Linked DNA regions of Homo sapiens: region 2 is linked to region 1. The links are chromatin loops, found by intact Hi-C in ENCODE. Cell type or tissue: mammary epithelial cell. All regions are shown on one strand. Each heading gives the region's core, and the rest is flanking DNA. Links, peaks and the distances in the headings are about the cores only. Region 1 has its middle 6.7 kb from the start of STPG2. Region 2 overlaps TSPAN5 (tetraspanin 5).

Region 1 (10,490 bases), core at 1,221-9,220:
CACAGAGATGAAAGAGAAAAATTCATGTGCTGTGTATGATAATCCAGTGGTGCTTGTAAATTTGCCCGCTATGTCCTTAAGGACATCATTTGACCTTGATGATCCAAACAAGGATATCAACCCAAACTGCATACTCAGGTCTAGGCCATGGTTGCCGTAAGCATTGATGCAGAATTTCAAGCCCTGTCTGGCCATTCTGTCTGCAGTAGTCTACATTACTCTTTGCTTGAATATACATATTTTTGGAGATTGGAAATGGAAATGGTAAAGCTGGCTTTATATGCTTTCTGTCTGATTTGATTTTCAGCCATTGAATGTAACCTAATTTAGACAAAGGGAGTTCTTCATAGCACCCTTCCTAGCTCATTTGCAGACCTCTATGGGAGAGTTTCTGAGTACCAGCTAGGAAAACACTGTTTATTTACCTTGCCTGCCTCCTGAGTGAATGCTTTTTCCTCAAGGACTTCACAGAGATGGGTAGCTGATCAATGGCAGGACCCCAGTGTTTGTGGGTCTTCTGGCCAGATCCTACCTAAATATTACACACTGAAGTGCAACCTATATACTCTTCATAATTTGGTAATTGGTCTCTCAAAATTCTGCATTCTTAACAAAAAAAAATCTTTCTTTTAAAAGTTTCTATGAGGCCAGGTGCAGTGGTTCACACCTGTAATCCTTAATCCTAGCACTTTGGGGGGCCCAGGCAGGAGGATTGCTTGAGGCCAGAAGTTCAAGACCAGCCTGGGCAACATAGGGAGATTCCACCTGCACACACACAAAAATTTTTTTTTAATTAAAAATTAGCCAAGTAGGAATTTGAGATTACAGCAAGCTATGATGGTACCACCGCACTCCAGCCTGGAAGACAAAGCAAGACCCTGTCTTAAAAGAAAATTGTTTATGAGAACACTTGGACACAGGAGGGGGAACATCACACACCGGGGCCTGTCGTGGGGTGGGGGAAGGGGGGAGGGATAGCATTAGGAGATATACCTAAAGTAAATGACGAGTTAATGGGTGCAGCACACCAATATGGCACATGTATACATATGTAACAAACCTGCACGTTGTGCACATGTACCCTAGAACTTAAAGTATAATTAAAAAAAAAAAGAAAATTGTTTGAATTTCCTTTTCAAACAATTCAAATAGTATGAAAATTTCTATTTCCTTGATGACTGTGGCTACTCTCTATATTTCCCAGCTATTATTTCCTCCTTATGGTTCAGTAATGAGAATGGTACACAGTATTTCAAGATTGGAAAATATTTTTTAATGAGAAAAATAAATCTTTTTCATTATCTCTCATTGTAAATATTTCTTCAATAGTCTGGAATTAGTATACTAAAAAAAATATGTTAACACAGAATTATAATTACATATAAATATGAAATAATTTGGTTCAGCATTTCTCAATTCCTCCAAAAGTTTTAATGCTAATTAACCACACTATGTAAACATTTTACTGTATTAGTAATTCCATAGATGGAATTTTTGTTTGAGCTAAGATTTATTGGAGTTCAAAATTTAGGTTCTTTCCATTTCTCCCTGCTGGCTTATACCAGAATAAACTTCAAAATGAAGCTTGAACAAGAATAAGGTCCAAGAAATTAAACTGATTCAATACTGAATATGTTGGCTGCAGTGAAGAAGAGAAAAAGCATATTGGGTAAAAACTAAAGAAATCCAAATAAAGTATGGAGTTTAGTTAATAATGTATTAATATTGTTTCATTGTTTCTTCCTATTTGCTAATTCCATCTACACATACACAAAAAAAAATTTTTTTTGAAGACAGGGTCTTGCTTTGTCTTTCAGGCTGGAATACCATGGTACCATTATAGTTCACTGTAATCTCAAACTCCTGCCTGCTATAGGAGCAAATAGCAGAAACTCTCTATGGGTTATAGATTGAGTTTCTCTCTGTACTTTATAATTTTTCTAAAAATCTAAAACTTTTCTGAAATAAAATTTTACCTAAAAAACAGGCATGAATACCAGATGAAAATTACAACTAAGTCTTACATAACTTAAAAAAGAGATAATTCCAATGTTATTTAAAATATTCCATATTGTAAAGAATTCCTTCCATTTTATTCATGAATGTATATAACTTTAATACTAAAACATGTTCAAGAATCCACCAAAAAAGAATAATACAATCAATCTCTACCATAAATGTGTATCTAACAAATAAAATGAAACATTAGCAACCAGAATCTAGCAATGCTTTTGTATGATAATATATTAAGACCAAATAAGTAAATTCTCTAATTGCCTGGATAATTCAGTTTTAGAAAACCACTACATAATCTTCTACATTAATAAATTATCAAAGAAAATAATATATGTTCATATCAATAGATGAAGAAAGGACAGTTGAGTGATCCTCCTACCTAGGCCTCCCAAAGTGAAAAAAAAAAAAAGGAAAAGCATTTGATAAAATTAAAGAGCTATTTGTAATGATAATTCTACATTTAATGGAATTTGAGGAATACTATTTTAATATAATAAAAAATACCTTAAAAATTAAAATCAATAAAGTATTATCCCAACCAGCAAATACTAAAACTATTTCAATTAAAATAAAAAATAAATAGAAATGCCTCTATCATTATTACTATTATCTAGTAATGGTGTATCATGCTTGCTTCGACAGTACATATACTAAAATAGTGGTGTGTCCATTGAATACAACAAAATTAAGTAAAATAACTGGTATTAGTTGGAAAGAAAGATATAAAAATATCTCTTTTTGCCTATGATGTAATTGGATGCCAAAACAGTACAGGAAAATGTAATAAATTACCCTAAGATTATAAAAGAATTAAGTGCAGTGACCATATTAAAGTTAAATATATAAAAAACAGTAGTTTTTATCTATCCTAACAATTACCTAAAAAGGAAATTGGAAAAAAATCTCATTTTCAATAAAGACAAAAATAATGACAGAATTATGCAAAGGAAAGGCATAGAATCTAAACAAAGAAGATAGGAACAAATGGAAAGATATCAAAGTTAAATAGGAAAACAATATTAAAATATCAGTTCTCCCAAAACTAATATATAATTCCAATTAGAATCCCTCTGATTTTTTGATATAATAATGTGGGGGAATAGAGAGTATGAAAAAAAGAATAGTGAAGAATAACTCTGATTTCCATGAATCAGAAGATACAGTGGCTATAAAGCCATTATAATCAAATCAATGTGGCATTGGCATAGAAAAAGACAAATAGATCAGGAGAACTAAAGAAAGAATCCGGAAATGTTTTCTAGTGTATGTATGTTAATTTGCTCGTGTGTGAGTCTGTGTGGTGTGTGTTTATCTTCCAATAAAACTTTATGGGCACTGAAATTTGAATTTCATATGATTTCACATGTCATGAAATATTATTCTTTAAAAAAATCTTTTCAACCACCTAAGAATGTAAAAAACATTTTTGTAATGGTATGAGAATAAGGAAAACAATAAAAAATGCAGTACTTTCTTTTTAAAAATATGAATGGAATGGTAAGGCATTTTACTTTTCTTTCTAAGAACGTCGAATGAATAATAAATAAAAAGTCTTTTTAAAGTATGATGTGTGCTTTTAGAAACTGAAAATGGATGAATTTGGCACTTCTCATTCTTTTAATTCAGGATGTTAAAAATGGAAACTCTATATTGAGGTTCAAATCTCATGTAGCTCAACTTATAAATTGTTGACAACAAAGTTTAAGAATATATTTACATGGCATTTGTAAAAAGCTACTGTCTTGCATAATGGTCCCAAAGGAGTTTATTATAGTTTTAGGAGATTCTCAATTGTTGGGATTCTGTCTCAGCATGGTACAGTGTTTCACTAAATATAGGTAGCTATATTTTTCTATTATATATACAAACCGTATTAAATTGATTTGTAGTTCTCATTGATTTAGAGGCTAAGGATAGCCTGACTTCAGGCTAAGTACTTTAAAAATAATTACCTTGAATAATATTCAGCCTTAAAAAGGAAGGAAATCCTGTCACATGATACAGCATGCATAAACCTTGAGGACACTACACTAAGTGAAATAAGCTAGTCACCAAAAGACAAATACTGTGTAATTCCACTTATATGAAGTATCTAAAGTAGTCAAGTTCATAGAAACATAAAGTAGAATTGTGGTTGCCAGAGGACAGGGTGTGTGGGGGAGGAAATGAGGAGCTGTTTGAGGAGTATAGAGTTTCAGTTTTATGAGATGAAAAAATTCTGGAGATCCATTGCACAACAATGTAAATGTGCATAACCTTAGACACCTGCACATTTTAAAATGGTAAATTTTATGTTATATGTTTTTTGTCACAATTAAAAATAAAAAAAATTACCTTAAGTTACATGAGTGCTTGTAAAATCTCTGATGTTTGATAAAGCATACTTTATTTTCACAGTTGTAATATAAAGGATTTGTTGACAACATGTTTTTTCCAGGGTAATGGAAAATTCTATTGAAGCCCAGTAAATAACAAGTATTTATTAATTGCCTACTATGAACAAGACATTGAGAGTTATGCATAACATTTCTATAGAAATGTAGATATGTATATATAGTTGTTGGCACAAGTCCCAAAAACATAAATTAAATGACAATTCAAGAGACAAAAACTGTCAAGAACATAATAGAAGTCACAGCACAGTATATGATTAATAGTTAAGTGAAGGTTACTAGATAAATCTTTAGCCTAATTTAACAGGTGTAATAACTAATATAAGTGATGTGCATATGTCCTACATATATGGGTAGGTAGCTGCAGAAATGTTTCCTAACATATTTGTAGTAGAAAAGAATTGATATTCATTACACATCATTAGGTTTCTGCACAACTCTTCTATATATGGTACTCAAATTTACCCTTATTAGCTCCCACCCCCACCTTTTTTTTTTTAATATATAAAGGTTAGGTCTCAAAAGTAATCAGGTAATTTCAAATTCATGCAAACAAACCTTGGAATATGTAAGTGCAAAGCATTCTACCAATTAGTGTCAGCTACCAATATACTAAAATAAAATGTTTTTTCTCTACCTTCTCTCTCACATTCCCCCTATTTATCATAATGCAACCTTTAACTTCTCTTTTCCTGCTCTTATCAAAACACACACACAACCCTGATTCTCCCAGTTCTCATAGTAGGGTCTGGGGTAACAATACAGCAGACAGGGGAAAGGCAAGGAAGGGAAGAAAAGGCTTCAGCCATCAAGGGATCCTTCCTCCCTTCCAGTGGATCTTTCCTCCCTTCCAATAAGAATCTCATAATCTAGTAGTCTTCAGCCTCCTTACAACTCTTCTCAGTCCCCTCCTCACTAGTACACTCCTCAGAGAATGTTATACTAGATGAAGCAAACAAATCTTAGGAAATGCTTGGAATGACCACACTAATTCCTAGGGATTAGCTAGAATATTTTCCTGTGCCTGAAATACACTCTTCCAGTAACATGTGTCCTAATTTTGTTTTTATTTTTGTAATCATATTTCTTATCTGTAATATTAGGGGATAGACAAATAGATGTCTAGACTTATTTTAATTTTCAAACTTTGAGATTCTAGAACTGAAAAATAAATCTTAAAAAAAAAAGGTTTTTTTATTTTTAGTAAAGGGCACTAGATGGCACAATTCCACCAATTTATGCTAATAAAATCACTCATCCTTTTATTCACATATAAAATAATTTAACTTTACAGTTACACTTAAATAATTTGACAGAAAACCTATATAACAAAGGTAAAAGTTCTTGAAAATATAATATTTCTAATATACCACATTTTATATCCTTATTCATTAACAGAATAACCAGAATCCCAACCCTGCATGAATAATTTGTTACCCAAAGTAAATAGGTATCTCTCTATAATAAAATGCAGCAAAAACTTACAGATATTGAACATTAATTTGTATCAAATGTACATTTTATAGTATTACTGATAATATAATAAAACTCTATCCAACAATAAAGTGAACTGGTGGTTCCATTGACTACAAATGCTTAAAATAAGGTACTAGAAAGACTAAACGCTCACAAGTCTGATTTATTTTTACTAACTGCTTGCCTTAGACCTTAGTTTCCTCAAGCCTAAAAATGAAAAAGTTGATCTAGAAACAATCAGAAATGATTAAGGTCTACTTGATTTAGCATTCAGTCGACCTCTTATTCCTTTAAAGTACCATATTTACCACAAAAGTCCCAGATCTGTCCAGTGTTTTTACTATCACTTCATTCCCTGGGATTATTTATAGTTCAGAAAACTTATCAGTCCTTAAGCTACATTTTGACATATAAGACACAGCACATCAGCCAAACAAACAGAATGTACACTGCACTTGGACCATCTTCCAACTGTGGCTTAGGCTCTTGGAGTAGTCCTACCTTGCCATTAGATGGCAAACACTCCTGCTAGGTGGTGCAATCAACAGCGGTAGAAAGAGGTTCTAAGAGAGAAATGCCCCTACTTAGATATTCTTGCCTGATGAAAAACTCTTCTCTTAGGAGGAAAGTCATCATCTTGGGCAAAAGTAACAGCTTCTAGAAGTTCACATGTAAAGAGGAAGTAGAGAAAATGACATCTACCTTGCTAAATACACTGTCGCAAGTTATTCTACATATTAATGGAGGGACATGGTATACAGCTAGATTTCTTTTACATTGCAACAAACTAGACAGAGCAGGGTGGTGGATGTGGAGGGGAGGGGGAATGAAAAGAAGTTACAATTCCTACAGAGGAACTCTTAAAGAAGTACCGGAGACTGTTGAAGGTTGTGTCTGTAAATGGTTTCTCAATGGTAATACTAAGTGGGCAGCGGTTTCTTACAGGAAGTTGTTCCCAGGTACCTAAGGCAGCTTATCTATAACAGCTGGACTAATATTCTCTCTATATCTGCCATAATCCTATTAAATGTTTTACAGAAAGACTTGTAAGAAACCCAAATTATAGCCATAATGCTGCTGTTATCTATAAGCTCAACAAGTTAATCAGCTCTCTCTCCCTCTTTTTTTTTTTTTTTTTTTTTTTTTGAGACGGAGTCTTGCTTTGTCGCCCAGGCTGGAGTGCAGTGGCATGACCTCTGCTCACTGCAACCTCCACCTCCCTGGTTCAAGCGATTCTCCTGCCTCAGCCTCCCGAGTAACTGGGACTACAGGCACCCGCCACCATGCCCGCCTAATTTTTTGTATTTTTAGTACGGGGTTTCATCGTTTTAGCCAGGATGGTCTCAATCTCCTGACCTCATGATCCGCCTGCCTCGGCCTCCCAAAGTGCTGAGATTACAGGCATGAGCCACCGTGCACGGCCAGCTCTCTCTTTTTAAGATAATTTACCATGATAGGATGGAGAGAATTTTTTGTTTTTGAATACTAAAACTGTACTTACACAGCCTCTTTTTTGTCTCTCCTAAAATAATTTTTAACCAGTATTCTAACCACCATGTATTAAACATCATGAAAAATAATGAGGAAAAGAGTACTATCCAGATGATAGTATTTGTAAAAATAAAATATCAATATATGGTATAGAGAATATATGAACCCATTCAACACTTTTAAGAGAAGCATTATAATGTGGTTATATAATGGACATTGCGGTTTATTCCCCAACATTTCCATTCCATCCCAGAAGACTATGTGAGCAAATTATGGTAATTCATTCCCTTTGTCATTGATTAGTTCAGAAAAGGACATAGGACCCAACTGTGGCTGTGGTAGGCATCACTCTAAAATGGCTCCCCAGAGATTTCCCATTCAAATTCCTAAAAACTACAGATATAATGAGATGGCACTCTCATGACTAAGTTATGTTATAAGGCACAGCTTACCTAAAAATAGGGAGATTATCCAGGTGGGCCACATCTAATTACATAAGCACTAAAAGCAGAGAGGTTCTTCAGCTGATGGCAGAATGGAAAGTCAGAGAGAGTTGAAGCATGAGAAGGATTCAAGGGAACCACCTGATGAGGGATGCAGAGAGCCACAAGGGGCTGAGAGGAATCCCCAACTGATAGCCCACGAGGAAACAAGGACAAAATCCTACAACCACAGAGAACAGGATTTTGTCAATGAACTTAGTGAGCTTGGAAGTAGATTCTTCCTCAAATCCTCCCAGCCCAGCCCATCCTCCACTTTGGATTGGGCATTGTAAGGCACTAAATAGAGAACCCAATTGTGCCCCCCAGGACTCTGACCTACAGAACTGCGAGATAATAAATAAGTGTGGTTTGGTGCTACAAAATGTGTGGTAATTTGTTATGACAGCAGTAGAAAGCTAACACAGTAGCCAAAGAGCTGTAAAATAGAGACTTCTAGGAGTTCTAGGGAAATTTTACTTATTTCTAAGTAAATATTTCTAGGTATTTATTTTACTTATTTCTAAGAAGGAGCCGCAGAACAAAATGTTGTCTCTTCTTTCTCTAGATATTGCATTGTCTAGACCTAATGGCTAGAGCTGACTTGTCGATGTAGAGGATTATGTTGACAGAATTTCTGAAAACTAGATCACCCTACAATCACAGAATAAACCTTATGTGGCAATAATGTATAGGACGTAGGCAGAATAGAAATTGGGCAACTTTAGATCCTCATGCCATTGAAGAGGTTAACCTTGGAGCTGCTAATATGTGAGATAATAAATTTCTTTATTGTCTACATGAGTTTGAGTCAGGGTTTCTATTACTTACAGACAAAATATTTTAACTGATGGGCTTGTTGACATAAAACTAGTCAAATTATATCTAGAAACACAGTTTTAGGTGAAAGAACACTGGGCATAGAAACAAGACACAAGATAACACCATGGTCTGGTGGTCTGGTTGCTTATTACCTGTATAACCGTGGGCAGGTTACCTAGTCTCACTGATCCTGTATTTCCTCAGGTAAAAAGCAGAAGTACTAATACCCAATTCACTGGGTTATTGTGAGAATTATCTATGATACAAAATATGAAGTTATGTAGCATAGCATCTGAAATACCATAATTATTCAATAAAGGGTCTTTGTCCTAAAATAATATGTAAAGCAAAAGAGAAAAATTTGTTCAGGAAGAAAAAAGTTAATCAAGAAAAATGACAAGTTTTTTTAAAAGGTTTTTTTCTTAAAGGTATGGTAAAGGATAAATGCATAGAATGTTAAATATGAAAGCCAAGTATTCTAATTTTATTGTTTTATTGTCTGGTATGATTTATTATTGAAGTATACAAAACTTTCAGAAAGAGACAATTTTAAAAGATTATATGTTTGCTATGTTACAAACCAAATACTAATGTTAAAGGAAAGATAAAAGATTGTCTTAAAGTCATAAATACGGTTTGCAACCAAAGCAATTAATGTAACCAACTTACATTGACTATTTTGTTCCATCATGTCATCTGATTGATTTAAATTTTAAAGTATTCACTAGTTTTTATGAGATTAAAAGAGATATCTCAAATTAAAAATAACCAGTTATGAAGCACCTGTATGGTTTAAGAACTGAGTCACCAGATGTCTATATTAGTTTGCTAGGGTTGCTGTAACAAAGTAACCACAACCTGGGCAGCTTAAGCAACAGAATTTATTGTTTCACAGTTCTGGAGGATAGAAGTCCAAAATTAAGATATCAGCAGGACTGGTTCCTTCTGAGGGCTGTGAGGGAATAATTTCCAGGCCTCTGTCCTTGACTGGCAGATGATCCTCTTTTCCCTATGGTTCTTCACATCATCTTCCCTCTATGCACACCCATGTCTAAATTTCCTCTTCTTATAAGTACCCCAATCATATTGGATTAGGGACCACTCTGAATGCCTTATTTTAACTTCAGTACCTCTGTAAAACCCCTCTCTAAGTAAGGTCACATTGTGAGGTACCGGGAGTTAGGACTTCAACATATAAATTTGGGAGGACACAATTCAACACATAAACACTATCTGAAACACATTCTCTGCCCTCAAGGAGCTTTCAGCCTAATGTGTGATATATACATTTATTCTCTATCTTCTATTTATTCAACTTTGAATTTAAAGAAAAAACACTAAGTTGCTTTTGTAATGATGATAATATGAAGTATTCAAATTGCATGAATTGTAGTTTCAGTTGTGTTTCGTATAATACCAAGTTGGTACTTTCTAAAAATAATTATCTTAAATATATGTCTCAATATTTGCTTGAATTCAATTATTGTTTCCTTCATATTGGGGAATTGATTTAAATCTGATATATCCAGCTGTAGTTATATATTTATTTAATTTCTCACACATGTATCTAATTTTCTTCCCTTTTAAATCTGCATATCTAATTAAATTGAACAAATTCAATAAAGATTATAAGGAAGATATCTCTGTAATGACATGAAAAAATTCTACCTAATACCAATTTATATGGTTACAAAATTTAAAGTTTGGTCAACAAAAGTGAATTTTTATTTTCATAGTATGAAATGCCAAAACATTGCCAATACTCAGGAATTTGTATCTAGTTAGTTAAATAAGTATAAATACAGGAAAGGTC
Region 2 (10,490 bases), core at 1,359-9,358, 480 kb after region 1:
TGACAGCACTTAGAAGTCCCTGGAGGGGTTGTCTATATACATTTTTTTAATTGAAAATTCACGTAACATAAAAGTCACTGTTATGGGTTGAACTGCATATCCCCAAAATTCACATATTGAAGTCATTACCAGCATCTCAAAACGTGACTTTATTTGGAAATAGAATCATTGCAGGTATACTTAATTAAGAGGTCGTTCAGGGTAGATCCTAATCCAGTATGACTGTGTCCTTATAAAAAGACAAAATTTGGACCACAGACACACACACAAGGAGACCACCATGTGAAAATGAAGACAGAGGTCAGGTGACAGGTTTATACACCACGGAATGACAAAGATGGCTGGCAAACCACTATAAGCTAGGGGAGAGCCACGGAGCTGATTCTCCCTACAACCATCAGTAGAAACCAACCCTGTGACACCTTCATCTCAGAGCTGCAGCCTCCAGAGTTGTGGGGCAATACATTTCTGTAGTTTATGCCACCCAGTTTCTAGAACTTCATTACAGCAACCCTAGGGAACCAATATGTCACTTTTTTTTTTTTTTTTTTTTTGAGACAGAGTCTCGCTCTGTCTCCCAGGCTGGAATGCAGTGGCGCGATCTCTGCTTACTGCAAGCTCTGCCCCCCAGGTTCATACCATCCTCCTGCCTCAGCCTCCCGAGTAGCTGGGACTACAGGCAACCGCCACCACGTCCGGCTAATTTTTTTGTATTTTTAGTAGAGACGGGGTTTCACCATGTTCACCAGGATGCTCTCGATCTCCTGACCTCGTGATCCGCCCGCCTCAGGCTCCCAAAGTGCTAGGATAACAGGCGTGAGCCACTGCGCCCGGCCAGATGTCACCATTTTAAAGTGCACAGTTCAGTGGCTTTTAGTAAATTCACAATATAGTGCAGCCAGCACCACTATCTGATTGTAGAACATTTTCATATCCCAAAAGGAGACCTCATTCCCACCCCCCCCGCAGCCCCTGGCAACCATTAATCTGCTTTCTGTCTCTATGATTTTTGCCTATTCTGTACGTTTCATATAAATAGAAACATACAATATGTGGCCTTTTGTGTACGGCTTGTCACTTAGCATAATGTTTTCCACGTTCATCCATGTTGTAGCATGTATCATTACTTCATTCCTTTCTATACCATTGTATGGGTATACCACAATTTGTTTACCCATTCATCAGGGACAATTATCTGAGCTGTTTCTACTTTGGGGCTATTATGAGTAATGCTGCTATTGAACATTATGCACACTTTCTTTTTTTGAGACAGAGTCTCACTGTGTTGCCCAGGCTGGAATGCAGTGGCACGATCTTGGCTCACTGCAACCTCTGCCTCCCAGGTTCAAATGATTCTCGTGCCTCAGCCTCACAAGTAGCTGGGATTACAGGTGCCCACTACTATGCCTGGCTAATTTCTGTATTTTTCATAGAGACAAATTAGCCTGTTGCCCAGACTGGTCTCGAACTCCTGGCCTCAAGTGATCCACCCGCCTCAGATCCCCAAAGTGCTGGGATTACAGGCATAAACCACTGCATCCAGCCTCATGCACACATTTTATTTGAACACCTGTTTTCAATTCTTTTGGAAATGTATACCTAGGGGTAAAACTGATGAGTCATATGGTAATTCTTTAACTTTTTTGGGGGTCCACCAAAACACTTTCCACAGTGGTTGCGCCATTTTCATTCCCATCAGCAATGTCTGAGGGTTCTCTGGAGGGCTTCAAGCAAATGAGATATTGAGTTGTGCTTAGAAAAAAAGTCATAGAAACCAGCATTCATGAGAGAACATGAGTTCAGTTTTGAACCGATGGGTCTGACATGACTTTTAAAACATTCAAGAGGACATGTCAGGTAGGACAGTCAGTCTGAGGCTTAAAAATGAGGTCAGTCAGCTCTGGAGTTAAACTTTGAGACTCAGCAGGTCATGGGCATGGAAGAGATTCCATGAGAGAAAGTGCAAAGTATAGAAAAGAGGGGCTTCTGAACTTTTAGGAGCTCTGAAAATGAGTGGTGGGACAGAAGAAAACGTGTCTGCAGGAAGGAGTGTGATAAGCAGAATTTAACAAAATTATAATATTGGTGGACTAAGAGGAAGGAGACTGAGCAAAGACAAAAGAGACTCATCATTTTGTAATAAGAAACAGATTTGTAAATGGTCTAAATTGTGACATTTTAACAAAAAAGGATAAACACCATTTTACTTCTTTCTACATTTTTCCTTTTTAAAATTCCTTTCCTTTTTTAGGGGAGGGGAGGGTAGTGGTGGTGGAAAGGAAAGGTTTTAATTCCCTTAGTCTTATGTGTAAGAGGTTAAACTACTTGACCTGTTATCAGAACTGGTGAATAAATGCTTTTCAGACTGGACATCAAACCTATCTAATTTAAAATAGACCTCCCCCAAGGGAACTGCATGAAAAGAATCTGGTCATGTACTTAACAAGTTTCTATTGTTTCATCAAAGGGTCTGAAAGCTGGAGAAGACAGTTGGATGCCACTTCAAAGTATCACTAAGAAATCAACAACGATTAAAGCAGGAGAATCATAATTCCTCCACACACCCTCCCTGCTGACAAGAAGGTATTTAATTAGAGTCCAATCAAAAGATGAGAATCCTATGAATAAACCTGTAATAATATCCTCTGTCCCACTTCAAAATTATAGCTTAAATTATTTTGTTCCTCAAAAGCCATAGTTCCAGAGATTATAAAACTCTCTTTACATATCAATCACGAGTGTAGCTAATCCTTTCAAGTCTACAATGCAAATAATTAAATTTTAACTTTGTAATCATGAGAACAAAGGACTCTTGGGATTAAATAAACATTGCCTTTAGAAGAGTATAGGAAACAGTTTTAGCTCAGGCCGGTGGCCTTTTTGAGATACAACCCATCCCTTACTCCTTTGGTGGCTTTCAACATTAATACAAAATTGGGAAATTTAAAATTCACTGTAATTCATTACAGTGAGTTACTTTATTTGAAAACAACACATGCACACATACATATATACAATTCCATGTTTCCTCTGTATTCACGTACTTTGAAAAGTTCAATTTTATCCATTTACAGAAGAGGTGTCCTCCCAGAGTAAGTTTGGATATTAGTTATTTAAGGTAAGCCTATGTCAGGTGGAAATATGATTGATGTTAGGACCCTATAAATACCTTCTTTTGCTTTATATGAAACTATGAAATTGGTTCTAATTATATTACCAAATTGAATCATATTGAAAAAAAGTAATAAAATCATTGCATTAGTCACAATCAGCCACATTTGCTGGTATTCAGGCCTGGTATTTGACATATATGTTATTCCAAAGCCTTACAAAAACCCAAATAGAAGTTATTACCATCCCTGTTTTACAGACAAAAGTTCAGGGGCAGAAGATCCAAATCTTACCTTTAGAAACACAGAATTGAAATACAAACCTTTAAAAAAAAAAACAAACCACAACGCTAGGACTGCCTCTACCACACTATGCCTTCATGGAACTGTTATGAGAGCTTTTAGAACATTATTGCCAAGTACAGACTAAGTGCAGCATAATGATGAGGAGATAAAGTCAAGAATGAAAGTAATGGTTTCCCAGAGGAAAAAAAAATACGTATTAACATAAGTAACATTTCATTACTAAGAGCTCCATAAGAAGTTACTTGATTTAATCTAGGTTGGGTTTTTCTGTGTTTTTTGTTTGTTTGTTTTGTAGAGGAGGTGTAAAATTTTAGATACGGAGTGATACTCTGTTGTAAAAGCAAGAGCAAAAATTTTACAAAACACTGCTTCCCCACAGTACATAAGAAAAAGTCTTCTCAATGTCCCTGTCCCTAGTTCAGAGAATCAGTATGACGATAGTACTTGGAGAACTATAAGAGCAGTAACTTACATTAATTAGTAGTTAATGGGGTAGAGCCACAAACATTAACTTATTCATTAATTCTCAACATACTTCCCTGAAGCAAGTCTGAGCTTCTCTTTGATAGAGGGAAAGAAAGTCAATGTTACATAAGTGATGGCAGCCTACTTCCAGGAAGTGATCATAAATACACAAGACTAACGCCACACTTAAGACTTTAGATTCCTCCTATACAGAGAGGCATTAATGAACGTATTTTTAGACACAACCAATCCCAAAAAAACCATCATTGAAAATTTGTAGGATTCCAAAAGGCAAAATACGATTTGAAAGCACTGAAACATAATAATGATAATAACAACAACAATAATAGGAAAGGGAGGAGGAGAAAAAGCTAATAATTGTTGAGTGCTTATAATACACCAGACAATTCTGTAAGAGCCCTATGGGCAGTAGTTATTTATGCCTAGTGTTCCATTACTGGAACGCTAAGCATGTGGGAGTTTTTTATACCCTTCTGCTCAAGGTGGTTGCCAAGGTCTGATTGCAAAAATTCAAAAAATTGCAACCTCAGACATAAATGGATTAACTCTCAATCCTTACAATGAGCTTGTGAAGCAGGTATTATTTCCCGCTTATAAGGAAATGAAGGTGATGTGAGTTGCCCAGTCACACTGATAGTTCCGAGCAGAATTTGGAGCCACTTTGGTTCCAAAGCCCATGAAACTGACCAAGATTTTACCCAGTTAATCAAGGTAAGACTTATTTTCATGTTCAACTCAAGATTACCCATGCAAGATTGACGTTACTTCACCAAAGAGAAAAAACAAAAGTCTGTTATGTTTTGCCCTTTACATATTTCCAGGGCCAGAGGGCCAAACCCCTTCCTTCCTGTGAACCTCTGGTGCAATGAAATGTCAAGCCAGATCTGGTCCACTCTAAAATACGACTCACTTGCTATTACTATCTTTAAATGGCTTCATCCGACCTACTCCCTGAAACCAATTTCCTCTTGAATACATTTAATTGCTTCTTTATGAATGAACCCTATTAGTAGCATTTATTCATTCCTTCTGAAAACCACGTTTAAAAGCAAGAAAATAGTATGTCAGAGTAGTATGTTTATTTCATCAAATACACATCTTCTCTTGGAAAAAAAAAAATCACTTTGCTTATTAGATCTTTCTGTGCCAGGTAAGTTTTAAGAGAAAATTTATACTACCACATATTTTTAAGTTGAGTACTATGTTTATGAGAAATAAAGCAATGAGTGGAAACACTTCATAACTAAGTATCTCTAAAGGATTTTCCATAAACCAATTATTCACTCATTCCTCACTTGTTACTATATTTATCAACATCAACATGTTGTTCAAGGACCATCCACATGAGAATCACCTGGGGCTGGCTGTTGACAACACAGGTGAGATCTAATGAATGCTGGTTTCCCAGTGAAGAAATCTGCATCACTCACGAACAGCCCAGGTACATGCTGGTTTCCCAGTGAAGAAATCTGCATCACTCACGAACAGCCCAGGTACATCTTATGTATTCTAAAGGTTGAAGACCACTGAGTCCCCTTTATGTGCTAATAGGACAAACAGATACACAAAGGGCTTATCATAACCTCCCATAATTGATCTTAAATTGATCTCTCTGCTTCTAACCTTGACCCCATCCCTACATACCTGCTTATTCCGTAAACAACAAAAGGATTTTTAAGGCATAAGTCAGATCATGTAACTTCTCTGCTCAAAATTCCCCCAGAGTTTCTCATCTCCCTCAGTGGCAACAAGCCTAGAATAATCTCCCTGCTCTGCCTTTCTGACTCATTTCCTACCACTCTCCTCTCCCCTCCTGCTTGGCTCCAGCCACCAGACCGCCTCCTCCTCACCCCTGGCCCACCTGGTGCAGCAGAACCTTCACCCCTACAGGCTCCCTCTGCCGGGACCGCTTTCCTGCAGCTAGCCCCACAGCCTGTTCCTTCCCTTCCTTGGGGTTCCTGCTCCACAATCACTAGTGTGGGAGGCCTTCCCTGGCCACTTTATCAAGAACCTGCCCATCCCTTTTCCTGCCTGATTCGATCCTCTTTAGCGTTTATCACTATCTAATGATCTAATGTACTTGCTGTTTTACTTATTTTTTCTTGTTGGTTATCTGTTACCCTCCACTAAAATGTAAGCTTCATGAGAGCAGGTTTTTTTTTTTTTTTTTTTTTTGGTCTGCTTTGTTCTTAAATGTATCCCATTTGGCACGTAATAGACATCAAAAAATATTTACTGGCTAAAAGGATGAATGAATATCATCAATGCTCCAAAAAAGGGTACTTGATTAATGAAGCATTGTAAGAGAGAGCAACCAGCTTGGGGTAGGGGGCAGAGCGCCTAGCTCTCCTCGTGGCAGGTAACACTAGTGGGGTTTTCAAGGAAGGACAGAAAACATCTCCTAAGAAAAGGAAGGACATTCTACACATCAGCTGGCCTGTAATTAAAAGTGTCAGTGTCATGAAAGATGAAGGAAGAATGAAGAATGCTTCTAGAATGAAGGAGACTGGAAAGATATGACAGCTGGGTATGAGTGATCCTGAACCGGATCCTTTTGCTATAAAGGACGTTACTGGGATAACTGGAGAAAACTGAAGGGATTTTATCAGTGAAGGTTTATAGGAGTTCTTATTTTAGTATTTTTGCCATTTTCCTGTAAGTGTGAAGTTGTTTCAAAAGGAAAAAAAAAACACAAAAGGAACCAGAATAACACGAGTAAATGCAATGCATCAAATGATCTGTGAATAAAATGCCCACTGAATAAAACAGGGAAAAACAACAACTATTTCTTCCAAATGTTCCTATTTCCCTTACTCCCCCATTCCTCCATGAAAAACTTTGGGCCTGTATCATCTTGGCTTAGAGTCAGCCAAATACGGTCATTCTTCTTTAAGTATAAATGCAAATAAACCCCCTGGATTTCAGTGGGAACACAGCATGCAGCAGAACATTTGTGTGTATAAACTCTGTAGTAAATGACATCTCTCTTCTCCCTACAGAGTAGAAGCTTGATCTCCATGAATTGCTGTAACTCAAAACATACTTTTTACACAAAAATAATGATGGGGTTGAAAATAGAAAAAGTAAATCTTTGGACTGGACTGCTGTTGTGAGCCAAAGAGAATGATTAAATATAAAACAAGAGGGAAAAAAACAACAGCACTAGGTTATAAAAGAACAGATTGACATAGATTTTTTGAAACTGGAAGTTACAGGCAACATGCCTAGAATTTAGATAACAGTATTAAGGACTGAACACTCATCCAAACATCTACAGCTCCCCTGACAGGTCAAATTCCATTACAACAAACACCAGTGCAATAATAATCTGAGTAATCCAAAGCATTCCTGGTTAACGACCTCCTTAACTCAAGCAGTATGCAATATCTAACACCATTCCCCATTTTAAACACAAAAGTACAAACGTAAATACAGCAAGTGATTGTTCACTGTACAAAAGGACTCATCAGAAGTCTCCATAATAAGGTATAAGGGTTTTTTTCAACATCTAGACTAGTGTTTGTGGGGCCATTTTTTAAATACAGAAAAAAAAATTAACTTACATGCAACTTTTGAAGGACATGTCTAGATACAGTGGACCCAAAATGTTAACAGCAACTGAAAGCAAGCACAAGTTTAACATGACAACAGGAGCATCTATAGATTGACTCATGTACCTCCCAAGTCCCCTACTTTCCTCTGTAATGTGGGGTACACCACACTGCCTGGTATTGGTTTAATTTGAATTTTCTTCCAAATTATTAAAGTTGACAAATTCTCATTTTTTAAATATGAAGTTCCAGCCTCTCCTGGAAAATGGTTAGATCTGGCAACACAGGTACAGATTCCTGGGTCAACCAACAGCTAATGGAAACCAGCTCCCTGATAGGCATGGCAGAAGCATTGCTGACCCCTTTACCACACTCCCCATCACTCCCTATTGCATTCCCAGCACCCTTAATGGCTTATTTTCTGCCTGGTCCTTCTAAGCATAGGAATCTGCAACACCAGCTTTTAAAACAACTAAAACAAACAAACAAAAATTACTACTCAACTTGCTGATATATCAAAACTGAGCTGTATCATACATTGTCCTATGATACATTGTACATTGCAGAGAGAAGGCATGCTAAGTTAATATTATGGATAAATTACTTTAAGATTTCTCTAAATGACATTCTCACAAGCATCCCTGGCAAAAGGCAACATCTATAATCTTTAACTGAAAACACTTTGCTTTGGAAATGGGAATGCTTTGAATGTACCTTAGCTTATCAAAGCATAAATTTACTTGTTTTTAAATGAGTTCAAAACTAGCCATCATAGTTATTTATGTATATGTTACTGCAATTAAATAAAAAGGAAAAAATGCTTATAAACACACACATATTATCCTGAAACAGAAACAATAAGCATAATTACTCTAAAGTGGCAAAGAATGGATAATTTGTCTATGAACTATTTCACAGTCTTTGAGTTGTACTGTGTATTACACATAACCAGAATATCTTCAGTCTCAAAAAGACTATTTCTGAGCACACAACCAAGATTGCAGGCAAGTCACACAACCCCTCTGTGCCTCGATGTCCTCATCAGAATAATGTGAAAAATAATAGTGCAGACATCTTAAAGGGTTACTGGGAGGATTAAATGAGCTGATACATACAAACAGCACTTATAACACTGCCTACCACTATTGCCCAACCTTGTATCAATCGACACACTAGCCTAAAATGCTGATAAATTACGTTCTCCTAATGCAAACATTCTCATCTCTGCTCTGGTTTGCAGAATGAAGCAGTCTCCTGGTCTTTTATCCAAAGCACACTCCAGTATTATTAATTTAAGTTGCTGCTAAATCTCAAAAGTCATTAATAAAATGTAGTGATTTCTCAAATGGTTTATGGTCAGCCACTCTAAGAGGTACTTAATAGAAAAGAATTAGCTCAAAGCTGGTATCCAGATGATTTATCAAAACAACTATCAGGTTTAAAGAAAATCCCCAGGGCAGTAAAAACCCAGCATTCAAAAAACACCAATGAAGAAAAAGACTGTTGCTATTCACAAAGGTACAGACTGTTAGTGAGTGAATAAATGGAAGAATAAATGAATGAAGATCAAATGGGTTATTTGCTGCTGACCACAAACTTATGCTTCCCTTTCAAAAAAAAGTATTTTTAATCAGATCCTCTGCTTATATTTGTGTCATTGTTAAACTGTCTTGTCATACTTACATAACCAGGTAATAATAATCTATGAAAATACTCGACTAACCAACCCAAACGCTTTCCCTAAATCTTAACATATGCACTGACTGCATTTGGTGTGGTCAGAGATGGGCCCTGTCCTGAATTCACGCTCGAGTTGGGGAACAAAACTAACCAACAAGGATTAAGTGGTAACCTCTGAGTATCTACTAAACAGCATCAGAGTTCCTGGAGGGTTATGCCCAGGGTAGGCTGCAAGGGTGCTCAAAGTGAACAAGAACAGGACAAAGGCAAAGCAGAGGAGGCACCAAACGAAAAGCACTGCAGCTGTTCCAGCCATGAGGCCTGATGGAGAAAACAACATGGCACATGTTCTGCTCAGCAAATCCCTACCCGCCTCCAATACATACAGCAGCACCACCTCCTCTAAAACATTCCCTCATTACCTGATCTTTAGACTTATACACCACTTCTCGTTTATGTGTGTATTTATTTATATGTTTTTCCTCCATTGGACTGAGAGCTCTCAAAGCACAAGAATCACCTTAATCCATCTTGTATTGTCATCCGAGGCACGCATATTCCCTAAACATCCCTGGATTGAATGAAGATGACTTAGCAAAGGGAGGGATTCTCTCAACCCGGGAGACTGTGCACATAACTAGAAAGGGAGGGGCCCACGGAATCCAACGCCAAGCTTCCTGTGCATTGGTGCTACCCAGGAGAAAGGAGTGCCCCTGTCCTCAAGAAACTTAAGTCCACTTAGATCACAAAAAGTTCTCTGAGAAAGTATGTGAAGGGCTCTATTTAGACAGCTATTTATTACTCTGAATTTGAAGCCCTCCTCCCCTTGAAGTAAGGCCTACTGGCTTAAGGGCCCTGCAGAGCTAAAGATGTGAGGATAACTTGCCACTGGTGCTTAGCACAAATAGCGAATGAGAGTTCACTGGGAAGTACAAACGAAGGGAATCAACTTACTCATAAATCTCAACACCCTTTCTTTTGCTCACTGGCTGAGAAACTGCCATCTGGAAGGCTCAGCAGATAGATGAAAGGCATTATCACAGTTCTACTGGAATATTTCTGCTTGGCAAAGAACACAAGATGCCAGAACTTGAAAAAAATCATGTAATTCTGATGACCTCATTTCACCTTTCTTTTCAGCCAATCCAAATTCAGCCTGTTGTAGATATTTAACAATTAGAGAAACCTTGCAATTACTTTGCTGAATCGCTCGACTGGCAAAACGTCCACAAGGCCTGCGCATCTCCTACATTCTAATGCTCTGGTAGCTCTGAGACCCACGGCAAGCAAGGAGAGCACCCCCTACAGACAACATTCACACTGAGAAGTGGCAAGAAAGTGAGGAAGACAATTCCAG

Evidence for each region. Hi-C counts contacts between places; a loop is a spot of excess contacts. Peaks named below come from ENCODE experiments on the same cell type or tissue, not always from the same donor. Only the 100,000 strongest peaks of a DNase experiment are listed, where the experiment ranks them.
Region 2: it touches region 1 in a loop (5-fold over the local background); 2 of 110 quality-filtered maps call a loop at or near these places.

Annotation. Positions count from the first base shown.
Region 1 is chr4:98,144,928-98,155,417 of GRCh38, forward strand. No RefSeq gene overlaps it. Among named protein-coding and RNA genes, the nearest start is that of STPG2, 6.7 kb to the left of the region's middle. In mammary epithelial cell, for the core only: a CTCF peak has its summit at 5,645 (motif pointing right); no DNase peak of the experiment used is centred there.
Region 2 is chr4:98,620,832-98,631,321 of GRCh38, forward strand. All of the region lies in intron 1 of TSPAN5 (tetraspanin 5), which reads right to left. Among named protein-coding and RNA genes, the nearest start is that of TSPAN5, 33 kb to the right of the region's middle. In mammary epithelial cell, for the core only: a CTCF peak has its summit at 5,782 (motif pointing left); DNase peaks (open chromatin) are centred at 5,250 and 5,650; H3K4me3 peaks cover 305 bases; H3K27ac peaks cover 2,675 bases.